2 separate regions of the Homo sapiens genome follow, and region 1 is linked to region 2. The links are chromatin contacts, found by Hi-C or POLR2A ChIA-PET in ENCODE. All regions are on one chromosome and are shown on one strand. The core of a region is the stretch at or near the end of the contact, and the rest is flanking DNA. Distances in the headings are between cores, read along the strand shown. Region 1 has its middle 99 kb from the start of RYBP. Region 2 holds the start of LINC00870 (long intergenic non-protein coding RNA 870).

Evidence for each region. A loop is a pair of places that touch in the nucleus more often than their neighbours do. ChIA-PET counts read pairs that join two places held with the same protein, here RNA polymerase II (POLR2A). Pooled maps may share reads with other maps.
Region 1: a loop to region 2 is called in a map of chondrocyte, with 2.3 times the contacts of the local background. The contact joins the enhancer-like site here to the promoter of LINC00870 in region 2. A Hi-C loop is called at or near these places in 2 of 168 maps with a recorded cell type or tissue (chondrocyte and ovary) and 8 of 50 pooled maps. POLR2A ChIA-PET finds 5 or more read pairs at or near these places in 1 of 52 experiments (H1).

The regions. Positions count from the first base shown.
Region 1 is chr3:72,346,253-72,349,811 of GRCh38, forward strand. No RefSeq gene overlaps it. Among named protein-coding and RNA genes, the nearest start is that of RYBP, 99 kb to the right of the region's middle. Within about 2 kb of position 1,864, at least 10 of the 41 ENCODE cell types and tissues checked have a DNase peak (open chromatin) inside an H3K27ac peak, as active enhancers do.
Region 2 is chr3:72,149,585-72,153,234 of GRCh38, forward strand. LINC00870 (long intergenic non-protein coding RNA 870) reads left to right here and starts at 1,673. Exons shown (of 3, transcript NR_038221.1): 1 at 1,673-1,834.

The sequences.
Region 1 (3,559 bases), core at 614-3,113, 200 kb after region 2:
GGATTGGTGCCGAATAGGGACCAGATCCAGGTATAGTGGGTTGAACGGTGGCCACCAAAAAGACATGTGTAAGTCCTAACCCCTGAAGCCTGTGAATGTGACCTGATTACATTTGAAAAAAGGTATTTGCAGATGTAATTAAATTAAGGATCTCAAGATGAGATCATCTTAGATTACCTGTGTGGGTCTTAAATCCAATGACAAGCATCCTTTTAAGAAAGGGAAGAGGTGAAGATACCAACACAGAGGAGAAGGCCATGTGAAAACAGAGGCAGATATATTGGAGTGATGGGGCCACAGCCATGGAAAGCCTGGAGCCAGAATCTGGAAGAGGCTGGGAAGCATTCTCCCCCAGCGCCTTCGAAGGGAGCGTGGCCCTGCTGACAACTTGGTCAGACTTCCGGCCTCCAGAACTGTAAAAGAATACTTTTCTGTTGTTGTAAGCCACCAGTTTGTAGTTAATTTGTTATGACAGCTACAGGAAACGAATACACAGGGGAAGAGCGAACTCACCTCTTGCTTCAGCCCATGAAGAGCATGCTTCTGAGAACCACAGAATTTTCTGCTGGAAGGAACAGCAGAGCTGAGTCACCCGACATTGCCTAAATCCCAGCATCCCGGCCCCACCTGACTGCTGTTTCTACTTCCACTCACCACCCTGCTGCTCTTCCCTTAGCATTTGCCTTCTAACTGACTTAACTTTTTCTTACTCAAATGTATTTACAGGCTGGGAGCCATGGTTCATGTCTGTAATCCCAGCATTTTAGGAGGCCGAGATGAGCGGATCACTTGAGGCCAGGAGTTTGAGACCAGCCTGGCCAACATAGTGAAACGCAGCCTCTACTAAAATTAAAAAAATTAGCCTGGTGTGGGGGCTATGAATATTTGTTGAGTGTAATCCCTGCTACTCAGGAGGCTGAGGCACGAGAATCACTTGAACCCAGGAGGCTGAGGTTGCAGTGAGCCAAGGTCGCGCCACTACACTCCAGCCTGAGCAACAGAGCGAGACTCTATGTCAAAAAAAAAAGCCATATAAAATATTTACAAATAGAACTTTATGTCACTTATCAGAGGGAGAAGCAGCACCGCATGCATTCATTCACTCCATCCTCTTATTCTGTCAACGAAACATTTATGAAGCACTGACTGTGAATGGGGCAGTATTTAAGGCTCTGGAAACACAGTAGGGATGAAGCAGACAAAAAAACCCCGTCCTTGTGGAGCTTGCATTCTCGTGCAGAAGGGGCTGGGAATAGCTGCTGACTTGTCTATAGCTATGAAGATTAAAAATATTCCTTGGGGCCAGTCATGATGGCTCATGCCTGTAATCCCAGCACTTTGGGAGGTCAAGGTGGGAGGGTCACTTGAACCTAGGAGGTCAAGGCTGCAGTGAGCCATGTTCATGCCACTGCACTCCAGCCTGGCAACAGAGCAAGACCCTGTCTCCAAAAAAAAAAAAATTTCCTTGGTTGGTATGTCCCCTGATTGTGACCCCCACGTGGGGCAGTGCTCCCAGGGAGGGAGTTGAGGGCAGAAGCAGCATGGAGGCAAAGGCCAGGGTTTGAATTCTGGGCGTGCCACTTGCTGCTCTGTGCCCTGGGAACCTGAGATTTCCCTCCAAGAAAGCTGAAGGAGTCTCTAGGGCCCCCGGTCTCCTGCCACTAAGGGCCTGCAGTTCTGTGAAGGGGAAAAGCTCCTCCGCCAGGGGCAGGGCGGGGCCGGTCTGCAGGGCGAGCACAGCCGCATTCCAAGGTACAGAGCTGCTGGGCCCAGAGGTGGCCTGGAGAGAAGGCGAGAGCTGGCGAGAGGGACGTTCTGGGAGAGAAGGCGCAGCCTGCCAGAGCTCGGAGCCCGTGCCAACCCCGGCCTCCTGTGAGCAACAGGAAGGGGAGGTCGCGTGACTTGTGGGATCTGTGGGCAAAGAAACTGTGAGGCTGGACTTTCGCCCAGGGCAGACAGGAAGCCTGCTTCTGAATCCTCGAGTTAGCATACGCATCAGCCATTCACCAGACCCAGACAACCCGTTTTATATGGTTTACCCTCACAACCACCTCAAAGGCAGCATGACTATTCCCATTTGACAGATGCGGAGATCAAGACTCCTCAAGGGCACACAGCTCTAAGTGGCAGGGCCAGGATTTGAACCCAAGTCTGATCTCAACCATCTTACTTACCTTTGCCTCTATTTCTGAATTAGTAAGGTGTTGTTTGGTTGCAAGGGACAAATATCCAATTCAAACTGGCTTATCCCCAACCCCTACCCCAAAAAGAAATTTGTTGTAGTTTAGGGCTTTCAGGCACAGCTGGATCCAGATGCTCAATGTTCTCTCAATGTTGCCTCATCCTTTGGCCCTGTTTGCCTCTGTGTGAGCTTCACTTTATGGTATGAGAGGTACCAAATATGGCTACCAGAGGCTCCCAGCTTATATACTAGAAGCTTCACAGACTCACCAGAAATGTGAATCCCTGTTCTAATAGCCCTAGTATAAGTCACTGGCCCAGTTTGGGTGAGATGACCAGCCCAGAGACAGTCATATGGACAAGGATTTGCAGCAGTATTTCCATTGGCCAGGAATGGATCAGGTGTCCACCCCTGACGTTGGCAGGCCAGGGCAGTAACCTCTCACCCTCAAATCACAGGGACCGAGAATGAGGAGAGGTGATTCTCTAAGAGGAGATTGGGAATTACCAGCTGAATGGAGGCTTCACAAGCAGAACTGGTGGACATCCCCTACAGCCTCTCTGTGTTTCTCCCTTTAGTCTTTAGTAAAGTTTTTTTCTTTTTTTCTTTTTTTTGTTTTGTTTTGTTTTGGGAAAATTTCCAACCTCATTCTCATGGAAAGAAGAGGCAAAAGTTTTTAAGGCAAGGTGGTCTTGCAGTAAGCTGCCATTGTGTGGAGATGGGACTGCAGAGGAAGTGGGTTGTGCATCTGCTTTGTACAGTGATGGAATGCTTGGCTTCTTTTGGCCAACAGAATGTAAGTGAATGTGAGGTGAGCAGAGGTTTTAAATGTGCTTGCTGGTTTGGCTGGGTCTTTTGTACTTCTGCCATTCCCCATAAGACATCCTCTGTGAAACCTCTGATTCCAGAATGAAGCACATGGAACATTCCTGATCCTAACCCAAAGCCTAGAGCAGATCTACCCCCAGATGACCCACAGACCCAAGAGCAAGACAAAGAAAGAGTGTTGGTTGTGAGCCCCTGAGATTTTGTGGGGGTGCTTGTCATGCAGCATATCACAGTGCAAAATCTGACTAACACACTTTGAAAGTCTAGGGGTTCTTCCATTGAGGGAGGCCACTACTCTTGGAAGTAAACAGTCTGTCAGGAAGTGGGTCCTCTGAGCCGTGGCCACTCTATATTCTTCCCAAGATGCCCTAGGAACACAGAAGGGCTCAACCACCATATTTCAACCCCCACCCAGCAGAGTCTCCAGAAGGAATTTCAGCATCTTTTCTGGAGCAATCTGCCCTACCCTGCATCCTGAGTCTCCCGGGATCTTTACCAGCTGCGTGGCCATAAGCAAGTTAATTGCCCTCTTTCAGCCTTAGTTTCTTC
Region 2 (3,650 bases), core at 423-2,922:
TACAGAAAGGACAGGTGGGGGATTATAGTCAGTGAGCAGAGTAAGGAGAGTCAGTGGATGAAAAATTGCGAAGAGGAGACACCCAGGGTTGGGGAATTCTTGCTAAACTGACCTAACAGGATTCTTGCTAAAGGCAGGTCAAGGACTTATACATTAAAGGTGGGGGATGAGGAAATTGATCAGATTTCAAGGGTGATCAGAGATCAAAGGTGAAGACATTTTGCTAAACTGACTTGACATGATTTTTGCTGTGCAGGACTGGGGCCATATTTGAGGCCTAGTCGAATAGAGGGCTCAGAGGAGACGAACTAAGTTTGGGCGAGGAGAGAGTGTTTGTCAGTTTGAATCCCAGCTCTGCCGCTGTCTGGCTGTGGGTTCTTGTTGAAACTGGACAACCACTCTGTGCTCAGTTCCCTTCTCTAGAAAATGGTGATCATAAAAGTACGCACTTGGAGTATTGCTGTGAGGGTCACAGGAGATGATGTGTGCTAAGTTCTTGGCCCCTTGCCTGGCATGTAATTATCACTCAATAAATACAAGCATTTGTTATTATTTCCATAAATATTTGGGAGGACTGATTCTGAAACCTCCAGGGATCCCGAATTTGGAGCACTGGAAATGCTAACACAGATTCCCGGTTTCCTCCCACTTCACATGTCTTGTAAAGCTCCATGAGCACCCAGTGCCATTCTCCTACCACAAGTTGATGGTTATTTCTATATCCGCTGAAAGTTTCTCTTCAACCACATGACCATTTTTTGCCAAGAAACAGAACTTCCACCGTGTCGCAAGTTCCACAAAGCTAAGGTACTGGTGCTCCCCAGCTACGAGACCCAGTTCCCCTCCATAGTTCCAGATGCACACCATCCAAATTCATGCTTCATTCAAATGGCGCATGACTGTGGATCATGGACCTCTGGGTCATTCACAAATCCTGGAACTTCAGAGGTAATTTGGGAAGGCCAAGGTCAGCCCACTTAAAACAGTTCTCTCTCTTTCTCTCCCAATTTGAAATTCCTACTAACCCCAGAGTGAGCAAGTTACAAGGGAACATTTGTTGTGAGAAGACATGGCAGGCCAGGACCATTGGCCAATGTTGGGCCATTCAACATGTGTCATTGTTGGAAATGGGACAGATAGTCTAATTCTCTAGTGAGGAGATTTAGAATTATGTGGAGATAGGAGAAATTCATTTCTTTGCCAGTAATCTAGCTCATCCTGTTAGAAAAGCCTTAAAAGTGCATCGTAACAGAGACAGCTGAGTCTGACACCCAGCCCTGCATGGGTAAAGTCAGCTCCATTTATTGGACCTAGATGTAAATTTTGGTAAATAGGCTCTTATCTTTCAGGGAGGGTTTTCTGAGAGACCCTTTGCCCAGCAGAGACCTCGGGGAAACCAAAGATGGCAAAGAACTATCCACTCTGTTCTCTGGCCCTATCTCTCCCAACTTCCACCTTTGCTCAGGTAGGTGGAACCTTCATGTAAATGGTTCCCTGCTTATAATGCACATTGGAATTGCCCAGAACGTCTGTTCAAAATGCAGGCTCCAGGGTCCAATGTCCAGGTTGAGAAAGCTGATATAGCACCCAGGGATCTGCAAGTTAATTTTTAAAAGAAAGTCACATGGGGCAGTAATTCTAGCAAACCTTCCTCCTAGGCCGCTGCAGAGCTGTAGAAACCCAGTTGCACAGGGCTTTATGCCTGGCAAGGGCACCCCTTGCTGTGTGCATCCCAGAGGAGGCACGTCTGAAGTCTGCAGAGGAAGCTTCTATCTTCCCTTCCAACGAATTCCTGCTCAGGCCAGCAAGGAAGAGAGTTTGAGTTGTTTATGGGGTAAGAACAAGAAATCTGTTCTGATTGCACTTCACAAAACTGCTTTACACAATTGTGACTTGCTTTACCATTGTCATTTACTGTGGTGATCCAAATGAATCAGCCCCAGTCTCTGGTTTCATTCCGCCCCTTAAGCCTTCCCAGGATTTAGTGCTCCTGAGTCCCTTTCCACTAGGCCAGCAGGCCTGGATCCCTGCCGCTAGGTGCACTGTGGAACATTTGGAGAGCTTCTGTTATAATGCCAGTGCCCAAGCTCCACCCTGAATCATGGAAGTCAGAATTGCGAGGGAGGAGTGGGGCCCAATGTAATGCTTTCTAGCCACTCCCTGGGTGCTACTGATGGTAGTCAGAGTTAACATTTGTGCTAGGTTTTCTAGCCTGGCTGCACATTGGACTCCCCAGAGCAGCTTTAAAAATCCAGATGATGCCCAGTTCCCACACCCAAAGAGACTACATTAGTTAGTTTAACATTTTTTCCCCAGCAATGGAGTGTTTCTAAAATCTTGCTCAAAGTTGAGAGCTGCTATTTAGGCCCTTCTCTTCTACAAGGAAAGTCCTAGCACAAACTCGTCCTGGAGTCATTATTAACTCAAACATCTTCAGGTTCCCTTGGGGGCCTAAGAGAGAAGGTTTGGCTCCCAGACGCCACGATGCCCAGGAATAGAGGGCTCTCGCACTCAACTGGGGGCTATGTACATGTTTGTTGACAAATGGAACTTTGCTCAGCCTGAGAGCAAACCCCGTAGTTCAGTGGGTTTGCAGACTTGCAGTGCTACTCAAAGTGTGGTCCCTGGACTAGCGGCACCAGCATCAGGGAAACTTGTTAGAAATGCAGATCTTCGGGCGCCACTTTGGACCTACTGAATCAGGGGTGCTTGTCGGTGTGGGGCCCAGCAATCTGTGTTTAGTAAGCTCTCAGGGTTATGTTGGTGCATGCATGCTCTAGTTTGAGAAGCACTCCCGTAGTGTGCAGAGGAATCACCTAAGAAGCGATATTAAATGTAAGATTCCTGCACTTCCCTGCAGAGAGGCTGATCCTGGAGGTCTGAAGTAGGACCCAGGAATCTGTTCTATTAGTCAGCACCCCAGGATAAAAATGGTTCCAGGGTCACACCTAGAAAAGTCTAGTAGAAGCCATTTGCCCGCAAAGGACAATGCTCCATCTGGCCACGCATCCCACAGCCTGCGAGGCCTCCAGTCTTCCCTCCCAGGCTCACACCCCCACTCACAAAGCTTCTGGAGTATTAAGCCCTTTCCACTCCCCAGCCTTCCCTGGAAAATGGGCTAAACCAATCCACAGGGGGTGAAGGGCAGAACCGGTGTCCCAGCACCAGGGTTCTGTTGCAGCTTCAGAAGCCTGTATTTGTGGACAGAGCTCTTCCGAAGGTTCCAGGAGGATGAAAACATCCAGTGACTCCCAGATGTTGCTGGGCTGGATATATTTATTTCTAATAATGCTCCTGGCTCCACGCTTCCAGATGGACAGTCCCAAAGAGAATGGTTTGTTTCCTTTCGTCTTCCTCCACGATGCATTTTACGATTGCAGAGGGTCCTGCTTGCCATGTGTTTGCTTCTAATCTGTAAGTGCTTTTCCACGGGCTTGGCTCTTGGCAGTTCCCATATTTACCGAGGAGAGCACACGCCGTCAGAGGCTGGCTCCCGTCCAGCCTCCTCCAGAGTTCAGTGTTTGGAGGTTGGCAGCAGATGAAGAAGCATGGCCTCTCTGTCGCCGGCTCAAACTTTCAGGGCGTTTTGCCCCTCGCACTCAATTTCTGTTATCTTTGAGGGGCTTGCCTTTTAATTTGTTTCTCCGGCA